Regions from separate parts of the Homo sapiens genome. Here region 1 is linked to region 2. A link is an interaction called in ENCODE POLR2A ChIA-PET data of the cell type or tissue named here. Cell type or tissue: HepG2. All regions are shown on one strand. Each heading gives the region's core, and the rest is flanking DNA. Links, peaks and the distances in the headings are about the cores only.

The links. ChIA-PET counts read pairs that join two places held together with the same protein. Peaks named below come from ENCODE experiments on the same cell type or tissue, not always from the same donor. Only the 100,000 strongest peaks of a DNase experiment are listed, where the experiment ranks them.
Region 1: POLR2A ChIA-PET joins it to region 2 with 10 read pairs; 2 of 35 experiments call an interaction of 5 or more read pairs at or near these places.

The regions. Positions count from the first base shown.
Region 1 is chr16:11,692,033-11,699,733 of GRCh38, forward strand. TXNDC11 (thioredoxin domain containing 11) reads right to left here. Exons shown (of 12, transcript NM_015914.7): 7 at 6,093-6,293; 8 at 1-50. Among named protein-coding and RNA genes, the nearest start is that of SNN, 27 kb to the left of the region's middle. In HepG2, for the core only: no CTCF peak of the experiment used is centred there; no DNase peak of the experiment used is centred there.
Region 2 is chr16:12,138,533-12,146,233 of GRCh38, forward strand. All of the region lies in intron 13 of SNX29 (sorting nexin 29), which reads left to right. Among named protein-coding and RNA genes, the nearest start is that of SNX29, 170 kb to the left of the region's middle. RefSeq lists enhancers at 4,200-4,494, 4,237-4,737. In HepG2, for the core only: no CTCF peak of the experiment used is centred there; a DNase peak (open chromatin) is centred at 4,369.

The sequences.
Region 1 (7,701 bases), core at 1,964-4,463, 450 kb before region 2:
ACCACCTGGTCCCCATGACAGTTGTTGTACTCCAAGGCCACTTCGGTGATCTGAAATACAGGGCAGAGTTGGTGAAGGGCTTGGGGATGACTGAGGGACTAGCACCCCGTTAGCCACGTTTCACTTTCTGTAATTTCAGTTATCCATGGTCAACTCCGGTTCAAAAATACTAAATGGAAAATTCCAGAAATAAACAAGTCGTAAGTTTTAAACTACATGTCGCTCTGAGTAGTGTGATGAAATTTTTGCCATTACAAAAACTGCGAGCCATCCCTTTGTCCAGCGTGTCCATGCTGTGGATGCTGCCAGCCTGTTACTTAGTAGCCAACGCAGTTATCAGATCAACTGTCTCAGTATCACAGTGCTTGTCTTCAAGTAACCCTTTATTTATTAGAAGGGCCCCCAAAGTGTAAGGATAGTGATGCTGGCAATTCAGATATGCCAAAGAGAAGCCAAAAATGCTTCCTTTAAGTGAAACGGCAAAAGTCTCAATAAGGAAAAAAAAAGAGGTAAGGATGTTAAGATCTTCGGTAAGAACGAATCTTCTACCCATGAAATTGTGAAGAAAAGTGAAATTCGTGTGTAGTATATACAGGGTTCAGTACCATCTGTGGTTTCAGGCATTCATTGGGGGTCTTGGAACGTATCACCAAGAATACGCAGCAGGGTAGATGAGAGTGCAGGGGGAGATGGTTACTATATTTTTAAAAATACAACCCCAGGCATGGCACTCCTGGGCCAAATGGTACGCTGCCCATGAGATAAAACCTCCACACAATCTGGCCCGTTTGGCTTTCCAGTCTCACCCTACCCTCTTCAGAACAGACCAGGCCCTCCTGCAATGCCACACCTTTACGGAGTCCTGGCTGGGGACACCGGCTCCTCCATCTGTTCCCAAGGCCCAGCACCAGGGCAGCTGCTTCAGGGAAGCTAGTCCTACTCCCACTCCAGGAAGAGCTAGTTTTTGCACCTCCAGTGTCCCTGAGACCCCTTCTACAGTCTCACAAGCTTCTGCTGAGACATCCCTCTTCCCCACAAACTTACAGAACCTCACAGGCAGAAGCCACATTGGATTTATCCTGCCATCCCCGGGGCCTAGCACAGGGCCAGGCACATAACAAATGCTCAGTAAACCCCTGATGAATGAGTGGCAGCTCAGGGTAATGCACACAATCCTCTGTCTTGGTGAGATTTGCCACTTTACCGTCAAGCCAGTATTGGCAATTTGAATTTATATTTTATTCTAAGATTCTTCCATTTCCAAAAAGAATATTTCGTTACCCACCTCCCATTCTGGTTTCCTGAGAAAGACATGTAAGTTATAATCCAAAGGCATTTACTCTCTAAAACAGAAGAGTCTGTCAACTTGAATCAAATCTCACCACAGTTAGTTACAGGGTGCTGTCACTCAGGATTTTGTTTCGCTGTGTGTGTGTGTGTGTCTGTGTGTCTGCATGTGTAAAACAATTCAATGAGTGTAATTTCCAATTTAAAAACACAAGTTTTATAAAAATAAAAATAAAAAAGTTTTATAACGTAATATTTATAGTTAATTCAAAACATACATATTTGTACACAAAAATAAATTGTTTCAATAGTTCTCGGCATAAAAAAAGTCACTTTATAACCCACCAGAAAACTACTGGGTCAAGAAAAGAAGTCACTTTAGATGATAGGCCAGTGCTTGAAATTTTATTTCCCCTGCACAAAAACATCTCAGTGGTTTTTGGATGAGGCTCTGACAGCATGCAGTACTAACAAGGTCAAGCCTATATAATCCGTGAAGAGCCCAGATGCCCTCTGGCCCCATCCTGGTACTGTTTTAGATTCAAAGACGCAGTAATAGACAACTACTCCCACCCACTCCCGCAAAAACCTCCATAAGACTTCACGATTTACTGTAATCTTTTACAGAAGTCCAAGTAGGAGATCATTAATTATATTATAGAGAAGAAAATTCCTTGAAAAATCTTTCTTCATCTCTTTTAGCTTCAGTATCTCATAAACAAAGCAGCCACGTAAAGAATATTTTTAATTGAAGAAAGTATTCTGTCTACAGCAATGCTTTTTTTTTTTTTTTTTTTTTTTTTTTTTGAGACAGAGTTTCACTCTTGTTGCCCAGGCCGGAGTACAATGGCATGATCTCAGCTCACTGCAACCTCCCACTTCCAGGTTCAAGCAATTCTCCTGCCTTAGCCTCCCAGGTAGCTGGGATTACAGGCATGCATCACGACACCCAGCCAATTTTTTCTATTTTTATTTCGCCTGGTTAATTTTTTGCATTTTTAGGAGAGACGAGATTTCACCATGTTGGCCAGGCTGGTCTCGAACTCCTGACCTCAGGTGATCCACCTGCCTCGGCCTCCCAGGGCTGTAATCCCACTGGGATTGTAAGCATGAGCCACCGCGCCCGACCAGCAATGCTTTTTTTTGAGACGGAGTTTTGCTCCAGTTGCACAGGCTAGAGGGCAGTGGCACCATCTTGACTCACTGCAACCTCTGCCTCCCAGGTTCAAGCGTTTCTCCTGCCTCAGCCTCCCAAGTAGCTGAGACTACAGGCGCACACCACCATGCCTGGCTAATTTTTATATTTTTAGTAGAGACGAGGTTTCACTATGTTGGCCAGGCTGGTCTTGAATTCCTGATCTCAGGTGATGTGATCCACCCTCCTCAGCCTCCCAAAGTGCTGGGATTACAGGCGTGAGCCACTGCGCCCAGCCAGCAATGCTCTTAAAGAGTTAGGCATTATCATTTTTCTCCTATGAAGGGGAATTTATGTTTCTATTCCTTTTACCTAACAGGCAGTTTTGAAAACACAACTCATGTCACATTCTGTGTATCACTTGATGTCATTTATTTCATGTGAATAATTAAGGAAATCTTGGCAAATAACTGTTCGCACAGTAGATGTTTCCTTCTATTTTCTTTAATCAGGGAAATCTGTGAGCCTGAACATGCTAACCACGCCTTTGCTTACCAGATTCAGACGATGTGAATGCCTCAAATAAACACCTTTAAAATAGGAAACAAGTCACGAAGACTCTTTGCTGGCTGAGGTAAGCATTTCCTTTGATTAACAAGTTGTGTAATACACACTGTGATGTCTTATAACCTCTCTAGAACTCTCTAGAGACACCAGGGTGTCAGTGGCCTCACGCCAGTGTCAGGATCTGTACTTTTGCATGTGTGTGTGGGTACACATGCAGGTATGCATGTGTGTAGAAGCAGCTACCCACTATGGGCTTGGTGCGGCCACCATATGGTCACTCCTGACTGGCATCCTACATGCACCACAGCACAACTGTCCAGAATGTTGGTGCTTGGTATGCCCCCAACTCTATTCCACTCACTCTAAGATGACCTCTCTCTTCTCAACAATGCAAGCATCCTCAAAGTTCTGCCCAATATTAGGCCTAAGGTGGTAATGAAAAAGTAAAGCCACCTAACTCTTTCGTGGTCAACAAGCTAATGAATTTACAGCTCATCTTGCGTAAGTACAGCGTTCATCCTTCCCACCTTACCCAAAGGCTTCTTCATCTCTAGTCACTGTGTCACAGTTTCCCCGATCATAGACCCTACTTTCCACCCTCCACCTCTACCACCCAAGTTCAGGTTCTTACTACTTCGCAGTTTTCTGGAACCCTCCTGCCAGAAAAACGTTCGTAATGATAACGCACAGCCCTGGCTGCATCTCTTCACTGTCAGTAAGACTTGTATGGGCCAGGTGCAGTGGCTCATGCCTGTAATCCCAACACTTTAGGAGGCCAAGGAAGACCGATCGCTTGAGCCCAGGGCTTTTGAAACCTGCCTGGGTAACATGGCGAAACCCCATCTCTACAGAAAAATACAAAAATTAGCCAGGCGTAGAGGCGTGCACCTGTAGTCCCAGCTACTTGGGAGGCTGAGGTGGGAGGATCACCCGAGCTCAGGAGGCAGTGAGCCGAGATCATGCCACTGTACTCCAACCTGGGCAACAAAGGAAGACCCTAACTCAAAAAAAAAAAAAAGAGAAGACAAAGACTTGGATGACTATGGTTAATCTTGAAATCCTCAGAGAAGTCCACAAGGCCCTCTCCTCCAAAGGCTTTTTCAAGATCTCTCCCCAGTTAGCCCTTCCTGCAGACCACAAAACCCGGCCTCCTTCCTAACACCTAAACCTGCAGCAACTCCCGTCCCTCATGTCTCTGCTCAGGGTCCTCCTTCCCGTAAGTTTTTCTCAACCCATCAAGATCCTGGCTGCCCCTACAAGTCCGTCTCGAATACTTCACCCATCCAAAGCCTCTGCTAACTCCTCCCCTGCCCGGAACCCCGCTTTCTGAGATGGCACCCTCCCTCCTCTGGTTCCTCCTGACCCTGGGCCTGATCGTCCTCTACTTTGAATTATAGGCAGGCTTTCACTCCCTGTACTGGACAAGCCTCTAAGACCACAGGACAAGATGGTGTCGCATCTATCCTTTCTCCCCTGGAGCTTCCCAGCACAGTGCTCAGTAAACATTTGCCAAACTGACCTGAAACAAAAAGGGAAATGTGCTGGACAGGCACTTTGCTTGTCTGAGTAATTCATAATACGGTGAGATGCCACCTCGTGTTCGGTCATCTCACCCACATGCTGAAGTTAAGGGAACGCACTCACCTCACAGAGACAATGGGAGCCCCAAAGAAAGGAGTCACAGGCAAAACCATGATAAAAAGGAGGCCTGTTGGTAGGTGGAGGATTTGCAGACTGCTGGAGGGGACACTCATTCAGAAACAACAGGCGAGAAAGAGTCTTCCCACCAGGTGCCTAAATCCAACCACAACCCTCTGGGCAGAGGCTGTGGGCTCCTGCCACAAAATACAACCCAGCCAGGACCCTGACACACCCAAACCAGACAGGAGAGAACTCTCCAAATCCACAACCACAGCCACACCACCTTGACCGAAAACCTTCCTTTCCTACAATGAGCTTTAAGGCTCTTAATATTAGATACAGTAAAGGCCTAGTCATTTGAAATGGTGCCTCAGTTCACAAAATATCCATGTAGTGAAAATTTTCTAAAGAAATAGTTTTATTACTTTGAGTCCTCCCTAATTAGAGGGGAAGAAACAAAGCTATTTCATTTCTCTCCTCTTTCTTCCTCTAAACCAAAGAGCAGCATTCATTCAGAATACTCCCCAGAGGGAATCATAACTTGAGCAAAAAGACTCCAGCACAGCAAAGGGAGGGATCCACCTGGGCGAGAAGTCCTGCCTCCCTGTCCCTCCAGGCAGGAGGCCAGGCCAGCGCTGAGGGGCTCAGGTCTGCTTAGCTGGCCAGTGGTACACTGGCTGTCTGAAATTGGTTTTGGCCAATTAAGGGATCCTTGAGGGAGTGAAAAAATAAAAACCTCAGTAAATGCAATTTTGCCACCCCAGGCTCGCTCTGCATACTGTGCCTGCTGTCTCTCCAGGCTCGCTCTGCAAAATGTGCCTGCTGTCTCTGAGCGCCTCCAAATGCTCCGTGTGGAAAATAAACTCACGCCCAGAGCAGGCGCACCAGATGAAGCCGAAGACAGGCAGGAACAGCAGGCTCCGATGGCGCTGCCTCTGAAAACCACTCTGGCTTCTGCACGACAGGGAAGGTTCAGAGAAACAAGGTGTCCCAACATCGCTGCTGCTGCTCGCTCTCCTCTGCTGTCCTGAGGATGGCCAGGGCTGGCAGTCTGGCCAAACCCCCAAGACAATGGCATCTCCTAGGCCACACTAAACTCGGCCTGTGTTCCTGCCACTCCCTGTTTCACCCCCTAAACAGGAAGCTCAACAGCAGCCACATCAGAAGAGGGCATTTGGTCCTTCTCTAGAAGGGCACGGTGTGGCTTCCCTGCCTCTTCCCACTCACTCCAGACACCAACAGCTGTCAATAAATATGGCCAGAGAGGCTGCGGCAGTCCCTGTCCTAGACACGGGCTCTCTCCTGCCCATATGGAGGGGCAAAGAGCAATGCTCAGAGCCACAGCTGCCCCTCGTGGCAGCCATTAGCTGCCAGAGTAAATGACTGAGTGTGGGATGAGAGGAGCCAGGTAGATGAGGCTTTCCTACTCCTCATGAGGTGCTTTTCACATCACAGCTCTTACCTCGTCTATTAAAGGATGACTTTCGGCCAGGGGATTAAAAGGTATGAACAGAAACAGCGCTGGTCCTTTCTTCAGCTCGTTATTCAGCAGGAGACTCTTGCCTCCGTGTGGCCGCAGCCACCGAAAGAGCGTCTCCTGGTTTTCTAAGGCCCACTTACAGATGTTCTCAGCTGTGTAGTTCAGGACCTCCCTGGGGAAGACCTGTGAAGGACAAAGGCACAGAGGATAAAGGAGAGCTCGTGAGGTGGGGCAAGCTCAAGGCACATCAGTGCTGTTCCAACCCCACCACTAAGGGTGAGAAAACCCAGGCGTGGAGCGGGGCCTGGCCCCACTGTGCAGCTAACACCCGCTTCTCCAGAGACAGCATTTCCTCACAAGTGGTTGAAAAAACAAAAGTGGTTGCAGGAGGTGACTTCCATATCGTGTGATTCATCTTTCTGCCTTGAGACAGACCCACCTATCAACAAATAATTCTCCCTGCCAGCTGGTGGCGATAACAACCTCTATCACCCTGTCCAAGGACAGGTATTAAACGTCACTGGGTATTCATAAAAGGACCAAGACATATCTAAGGGAACAGAAACTACAGAGTCAAGGATCATTTAGATTTTGACCTTGGTCCTTCAAATGCTGCCCCCAAGGGCAGCATGGAGCCTCCGTGCGGCACAGGCTGTCTGTTCTGCTCACCTGTATCCTCCGGGCCTAGACGAACACCAGGCACACAGCAGGAACTCAACACATGTCTTCAGCAATCAAAAATGACCTAAACTTGCACAAGGCCACGGATCATATTTTACGTGTACGAATAAATGAAAGAGACACCTAGATTTTTTGCTTTGTTTTGCTATAAACAACCAATGTATGTGAACATAAAATTATTTTTGAAATTCTAACAATTTAAATCACTGGCTTCAAACAGAACTACCAAAGGGGTGCTTCAGAGGGTTCTGAAAAATGAGATATTTAAAACTCCTCAAAACGAAGATTTAAATTGACTCATAACAGAGACTAACCACTGCTTGTGTTTTTAAAAATAATGGTATCCCAGTATTATTTCATTTGATAAAAGGAATTCTACTGCTACACAAACCAACCAACCTTAATCACTACCAAATCGAAGCAGAAACCTGATATATTTTTCCATCTCATAGTCCTACCTTTCTTTCCCCATCTACTTTTAATTTCTTTCTCAGTACCCTTTACTATAAATAAATATATGTAGGCTGTGTAACATGCTAAAAATGAAGGATGTAGGAAAATGACAGATAGCAAAAGCAGATGATGTCAAAGCAGCTTAGGCAGAGGCACAAGGAGCGTAGGTGGGCAGCAGAGAAACAACCACAGCAGTGATTGTCAAGGTGGGACGATGGGAGTTTGAAAAACCATACTCAAACTACACTCAAACATTTCCATTCGGAAAACACAAAAATACATTTGACTTTTGGAATATAAACTGCAAGAAGTAAAGCACAGCATCTGGGCTACGAGAGATATGCAGAAGCCAGGGCGACTGGCAAGCAAGGGGGCACCCCTGGAGTGGGCCCAACAGCCCCTCCGAAGGCACAAGACTTAGACATTGTGCCAAGGGGGGCGCAGGTTTTAAAGGCTG
Region 2 (7,701 bases), core at 3,387-5,886:
TATTATATTCTGTTTGGTAAAAGAAACATGCTTTGGAGGAATATCTTAAATTCATAATGTAAAATAAAACAAAACTTTGCTCTTAGGCTTAGTAGAGACCAGAAATAAGACCCAGTTTTTGTTACATGTCTTTCAAAAATTAACATTTGCTTTGTTACCTGATTTAGGAAGCCTGTGTTTATGGATGAGAGGAGGGGAGGAAGAGAGGGGTTCTTTCACTAGAAGAAGAGTTGCTGTAGTGGACATGGTATTATCACTAGGCTGCTGGCAAAAGGCACCAGAGCTGCCTCTTGACTTTCTAGGTATGTAGGTGAGTAAACTTTTTTTGTTCAAGAGAGTTTGAGTGGGGCTTTCTGTTTCTGACTACAGGAATACAGAAGGCTTTGTTGGTCAGGCACGGTGGCTCACGCCTGTAATCCCAACACTTTGGGAGGCCGAGGTAGGTGGATCACTGAGGTCAGGAGTTAGAGGCCAGCCTGGACAACCTGGTGAAACCTTGTCTCTACCAAAAATACAAAAATTAGCTGGGTGTTGTGGTGTGTACCTGTAATCCCAGCTACTCCAGAAGAATAAGAGAATCACTTGGGCCCAGGAGGCAGAGGCTGCGGTGAGCTGAGATCGGCCACTGTACTCCAGAGCCTGGGCGATAGAGCGAGACTCTAAAAAAAAAAAAAAAAAAAAAAAAAAAAAGGGAGGAAGGCTTTGTGCAGCATCTCCTGCCTGATCGTGAGACCGATCAGGTCCCTCTGAGATACGCTTCATGGGAGTAGGTATTCCTGAATAGCGTTATTACTGACAGTCACAGTCCGGGTTGTCATCCACGCACTGCCTGTCTTCCCTTTTAGACTGTGCGATCCATGAGGGCAGTGGCCCGTCCTTGCACCTAGCACAGTGCCTGGCATTGCTCAGTCATATTGGCTAAATGAGGGATTGAAGGGACCGTGGGGCCAGTGACTGTCACTTGGTATGAGTGTCACTGAGAAATGTCAATTCTTCCAGCACCTTAATTGTTCTCCTCCTGTTGGCATCTTCTCTTGGCACAAAGCAGCCAGTTAGGCTGGGCTTTAGACCTGTGGATGGTCGTTTGCCCCAAGATGTATTTTTAGTCATTTTCTGGGAATTGGGGCTTTCTGGAAGCCCCTCAGCCATTCATTGAAATCTTACCATATAGAGGCCAGGTGCAGTGGCTCACGCCTATAATCCCAGTCCTTTGGGAGGCCAAGGTGGGCAGATAGCTTGAGCCCAGGAGACCAGCCTGGGCAACACGGTGAGACCCTGTCTACACAAAAATTACAAAAATTAGCGGTGCGTGGTGGTGCATGCCTGTGGTCCCAGCTACTCAGGAGGCTGAGGTGGGAGAATCACCTGAGCCCAGGAGGTCAAGGCTGCAGTGAGCTGAGATTGTACCACTGTACTCCAGCCTGGGAGACAGAGAGATACCCTGTCTCAAAAAAAAAAAAAAAAAAAAAAAAGGAAAAGGAATCTTACCACTTAGAGTCAGTAGTAGGTGACAGAAACCCACCCTAAACTGCCTAAGAAAAAGAGCAGTTGATTCGCTCATGAAACTTAAACCTACAGGAGAAGAGCTAGCTTTTTGCTGGGCTGGATCAAAGCTCTCAGGGGGTATCACGCATATCATGCAGTCCCCATGACTTTCCATGTCTCCTCTCTCTTTCCCTCGGTCTTGGCTTCATTCTTAGGTAACTCTTCTCTTGTGGTGACAAGAGGGCCCCCAGGGGCCCCAGCCTAAATCCCATCAGTTTAACAATGCCAGTGGGAGGAGAAGACTTTTTTCCAGTAGCTCTGGAGAAGTCTTGGGATTCACTCTCTCATTTCCCGGGCCAGCTGTGTTACTTTTCCTGCCCAAGCCTGGGTCCCATTCCCCCTGGAGCTGGGGGTGGCTGGCTTTCCCTCACCTGAACTCCGTGGAGCAGGAACAAGGATGGAGGAGAGTTTGCTTAAAAGGAAAACCAGGATGTTCCTCCCATCAGATTGGGGGTGCATGCGGTGAGGTGCAGCCTGCAGATGTCCCTGACAGTGGGTTGCTTCCACAGAGGGCTTGTGACGCTTGGATTCTGTCCATTTTCCAGAGTGACACTACCGTGCTGTCACTCTTGTGCCAGCTGTCTTGCGCACCCTGTCTTGGTGGGTGAAATCTGGGCTCAGCCATTCTAAGCGGTAGCCCGAAGGTCTCTGTGCTGTGTTCTCCATTGTGCTTTTCCTTGGCTAGATATTTCGGTCTGATATAATCTGACATTATTAGCAAACCGCTGGTCCAGCTACTTTGGCATATTTGGACTTGATCTTAGAAGACTCAATATCTGTTTTAAATAAAAATATTTGGTAATGCCCCCTTCTGAAATGAAATTTATAGCGAATATAACCTACTTATACAAGTAATTTAAAAAATCAGTATAACACTCTAATATGAAAGAGAAATGAAAGGAATTTATAATACAAAATAGATTTCAGTACATATTGGTCTGGCGCAACTGTGCTAGAAAACATGCTGACGCTAAGTGCTTGCACCTCCTTCTCATGGATGAGTTTTGATTTTAAGAAGTTAAGAAGATCAGAAGTCATTCTTTAGAAGGAGTCCAGAAAAAGAGCAGAGAGTGGGTGAACCGTAAAGTAAACCTGGCATAGTCAGTATATATGAAAGGCATTCCTTTCTAGGCTCAGATTATGAGTAAGGTTTCCGCCTACATGAATGGCCACAGGACGATTGAAGTGTTGCAGGAAGTAGGCTGATCTTGGTTGTGTGGTACTGCCTTGGCCTTTCAGGACAGTTAGTATCCTCGGCTCTATGCTGTAAATGCTGGTAGTGCTAATGGAAAGGGGTCTTGATTCAGATCCCAAGAGAGGGTTGTTGGATCTTGTGCAAGAAAGAATTCAGGGCAAGTGCTTAAAGTGAAGGCAAGTTTATTAGAGAAAGTAAAGAAGCAAAAGAAGGGCTACTCCGCAGACAGAGCAGCGGCATGGACCAACTGACTTAGAGTACTTATGGTTATTTCTTGATTATATGCTAAACAAAAGGCAGATTATTCATGAGTTTTCCAGGCTCGGGGCAGGATTTCCTGGAAGTGACGGTTCCTCCCACTTTTAGACCATGTAGGATAACTTACGGACATTGCCGTGGCATTTGTAAACTGTCATGGTGCTGGTGGGAATGTCCTTAGCATGCTTATGCATTCTAATTAGCACATAATGAGCAGTGAGGACGACCAGAGGTCACTTTTATCACCATCTTGGTTTTGCTGGGTTTTGGCTGGCTTCCTTACAGCATCCTGTTTTATCGTCATGGTCTTTGTGACCTGTATCTAATGACACCAGTCCTCCTGACCTCCCATCTCATCCTGTGACTAGGAATGCTTCACTTCCTGGGAATGCAGCTCAGTGGGTCTCAGCCTCATTTTAACCAGCTCCTATTCCAGATGGAGCTGTTATGGTTCAAACACCTCCAACAATAGCACTCATCATCCTCGTGATGACCCAGACTGTCCCCACGGCCCCCAGTGAGAATCTCTGCTTTAGCTCTTTCCCAAGTGTTCTCTTTTTCAAGACCATTTACAAATGTATTGGAATTTTGTGTGCAAGGTCCCTTTCAGTTGCCCCGATCTTTTTGAGTCCTTGTCTAGAGACTGGATCCAGTCCACACTGAACCCACTGTTGAGCACCTGCTGCATATGTGACCCACTCTGGCTCTCCCACCTCTCGCCTCTCCTTGGGCATGAAGCTTGCTTCCCCAAGGTCGCTGGCTTTTTCCCTTGGCTGAGTCTCCTGAGCTGAGTGAGTTGTGCCCTTCGCCATTGTTAAGCACATGCTTGTCAGCAGCTGGCTGGTCTCATGATGTACCCCAGAGCAGCCAAGGAGCGTTGAGTGCATGGGGTGGGTGGGGCTGGTGTTGGGGGCTGGGGGTGAGTACAAGATACACATGTCAGTCAAGAGGGAATATGGCTTAGGAGGAGCTGTTTTCCTGCAGTTTGATGCTACTGATGAAATTCAGTCAAGATGAACGATTGATATTGTTTGTTTGTTTGTTTGTTTTTGAGACGGAGTTTTGTTCTTGTTGCCCAGGCTGGAGTGCAGTGGGGCGATCTCAGATCACTGCAACCTCTGCCTCCCGGGTTCAAGCGATTCTCCTGCTCAGCCTCCCAAGTAGCTGGGATTACAGGCGCCTGCCACCACGCCTGGCTAATTTTTTTGTATTTTTAGTAGAGACGGGGTTTCATGTTGACCAGGCTGATCTCAAACTCCTGACCTCAGGTGACCACTGCCTCGGCCTCCCAAAGTGCTGGGATTACAGACCTGAGCCACCGCTTCTGGCCGATATTGTTTATTTGTTGATTCACTCTTCAAACATTTACTGTTCCGTGTGAAGCTTAGTCAATCAGAGAGAAACACAATACAGCTGATTCTGTCCTGTGGGTGCTAGAAATTGAAGGGAAGGATATGCAAGCAAAGAAAATTTTTTTTTTTTTTGAGGCAGAGTTTCGCTCTTGTTGCCCAGGCTGGAGTCCAGTGGTGCGATCTCAGCTCATTGCAACCTCTGCCTCCTGGGTGCAAGCGATTCTCCTGCCTCAGCCTCCTGAGTACCTGGGATTACAGGCATGCGCCACCATGCCCGGCTAATTTTTATATTTTTAGTAGAGGTGGGTTTCTCCATGTTGGTCAGGCTGGTCTCGAACTCCCGACCTCAGGTGATCCGTCCACCTCGGCCTCCCAAAGTGCTGGGATTACAGGCATGAGCCACTGCGCCTGGCCGGCCACAAGCAAAGATTTTAACCTTCAGTCTGACAGCTCCAGGAGTTCCATTTTCGTGGGGCTACTCTGAGCAGGAAGTGTCGTATGGGGCAGGTGTGGACTTGAGTCCTGCTTCTCAGGGTTAGGGCAAGGGTGAGACAAGTGAGGCACCTACGCTGCTTAATTTAAGGCGGTGCTCGTCCTTAGTGTCATGCAAGGGCTTCCACCGCTCCTAGATGTGGGATCTGAGATGGCCATTTTACCTCTCAGGCTCCCTATCTAGAAAACCACGGTGGTAACAGACCCTCCCTTAGAGAGAGGATGAAGAGAGATTGCATGTCAAGGGTTAAGCACATTGAATACCCTGCGTAAGTACTGAGTAACAGACAGCCATGGTGATTACTGTTGGTTTCATGGAAGTAAATTATGCCTCCATTTCAAGCCTGCAAAAAGTCATTCTCTGCAGTTAATCTAGCCTGCTGTTGCTCAGATGTAACTAGCTTCCTAATAAAGAATTCTCTGGGTTGAAGAGCGAAATATGTTGCTTAAACTTTGCTGAACATCATAGTCACCTGGGGAGCTTTTAAAATGGTTATGTCCAGGCTGCCCTCCAGACCAATTAAATCAGAATCTCTGGAGCTGAGGCCCAGACTCTCAGGTAATTCCAGTGTGCAGTCAAGGTTGACAACTGGTGGCTTAGAGCAGAGTTTCTCAAACCTTAATGTACCCACGAAACACCCGGGGCTCAGGTTAGAGATTAAATTCTCATTGAGCAGGTCTGGAGTGGGGCCTGCTATCCTGGAGTTCTAATAAGCTCCCAGGTGACACTGATGCTGCTGGTTCCTAGACCACACATTTTAAGTAGCAAGGACTTAAGAGAGGATGCCAGCAATGATCTGAACGGATAAGCTCATTGAAAACCTTAGAAAGGCTGATTTTTAGCTCAGAACCAAGTTGGGAGCTAATTTTTTGTTGCTTGGCTGGTTTGAAAAATATAAAGAATAGTATGACCCACTGCAACAATTAGCACTACTAACATTTGTCATTTTTGTTTTAGATTTTATTTTTAAGTAAACCATAAACAACATGTAGGTTTGTGCTATGGTTAGAAGGTTGTCCCTCTAAAACTCATGTTGAAACTTAATTACCAAGCAACAGTATAAAAAGGTGGTACCACCTGAGAGGTGATTAGACCATGAGCGCTCCACCCCCCATGGAGGGGAGGTGCGATTCATGCTGTTATAAAAGGGCTAGCTGGGCTCCTTTTTCCGTTACTGCCTTCTGACCTATGATGACGCAGCAAAGGTCCTCGCCAGACGCCAGCCCCTTGATCGTGGACTTCCCAGCTTCCAGAACTGTGAGAAAAGAAATTTCTGTTCATTATAAATTACCCAGCCTCAGGTATTCGGTTATAGCAGCACAAAACAGACTGAGACGGCTTGCTTTGTGGGTATTTATTTTTTTGAGACGGAGTCTCGCTGTGTTACCCAGGCTGGACTGCAATGGCGCGATCTCTGCTCGCTGGAAGCTCCTCCTCCCGGATTCACACCATTCTCCTGCCTCAGCCTCCCCAGTAGCTGGGACTACAGGCGCCTGCCACCACACCCGGCAAAGTTTTTGTATTTTTAGTAGAGACGGGGTTTCACCGGGTTAGCCAGGATGGTCTCTATCTCCTGACCTCGTGATCCGCCCGCCTCGGCCTCCCAAAGTGCTGGGATTACAGGCGTGAGCCGCTGCGCCCGGCCTCTTTGTGGGTTTTTAAGGATCTGCCTCTGAGCTTTCAACGTGCGCCCACTGTTCTGCAACTTGGTTTGCTCACCCAATGTAAAGCTGAATGGTTTCAGATTAAGATATACACAAGTGGGATTCTACCATGGAATTCTGCCATACCTGAGATTTCTTGAGGGAACTCTTGTTTTCATACTTAAAAAAAAAAAAAAATTACCTTTAAATTGTGAAAGCAGCATAACAACTCAAAATGGGGAAAAGAGTCCCAAATCCCATGACTGTAGCGTGATAATTATTTCCATTCTTAGTCCACTTAAGTATATTTTTACATAGTTACACCACTGTTTGTTGTGTACATGCAATTTACATTCTGTTTATTTTATTCTGTTGCTATGTAGATTTCAAATTATGTTTAAATACAAGATTTTTTTTCCCTGTTCATAAATGTAATGTGTACGTTCGAATCCTTAAGGTTTTTCCCTTAAGTTAGGGTATTTTTCCCCCCTGCATATGAAAGTAATTTGCAAGTTAGAATTCTTAAGTCCGGGAATACCAGAAAAGTTTAAAGAGGAAAATCACCTGAACACAATTACCATCAATGAATTTATTATTTATGGGGCATTTTATTCCAGTTTATTTTTATGCATATATGTATTTTATATAATTCAGGTCATTCTGAATCTATAAATTGAGGGTCTACTTTGAAAAGTTTTTTATTACAATAATACAGTAAACAACAGACATTGTCTCATGTTATTCAGTTCCATGGATGTCACTTGATGGCTTTGTGGAGTTCTGTGTTTGGATATGTCCTTGTTTCTCACATCATTTTTCTTAACCATTTTTTTCCCTTGTAGGATTAGTATTTCTATGAACTTGTATTTTTATAAACCTATTCCGCCTTTTAAAAATCATTTCCTTCAGCTAGATTCCAAAAAGTGAAATTCCCATGTTAGAAGGTAAGCATGTTTGTAAAGGCTCTTGATCTTGTGTTACTAAAATCCTTTCCAAGAAAGCGGCCTCTCTTTTACCCCTACAGCGGTGAGTGAGAGAGCCTGACCAGCTGTGATTTGTAACGGCTGTGTAGCATTCCTTAGGGTACTTGGTGGTTTCCACCTCGATTTGCATTGCAGCTGCTTCCAGTGTGAGCTTATAGATAAAGGCTGCAGTGACTATCTCAGTATCTGTGTGTATTTCTCTGTCCGTTTCTTTCCTTAATGTGTATTTCCC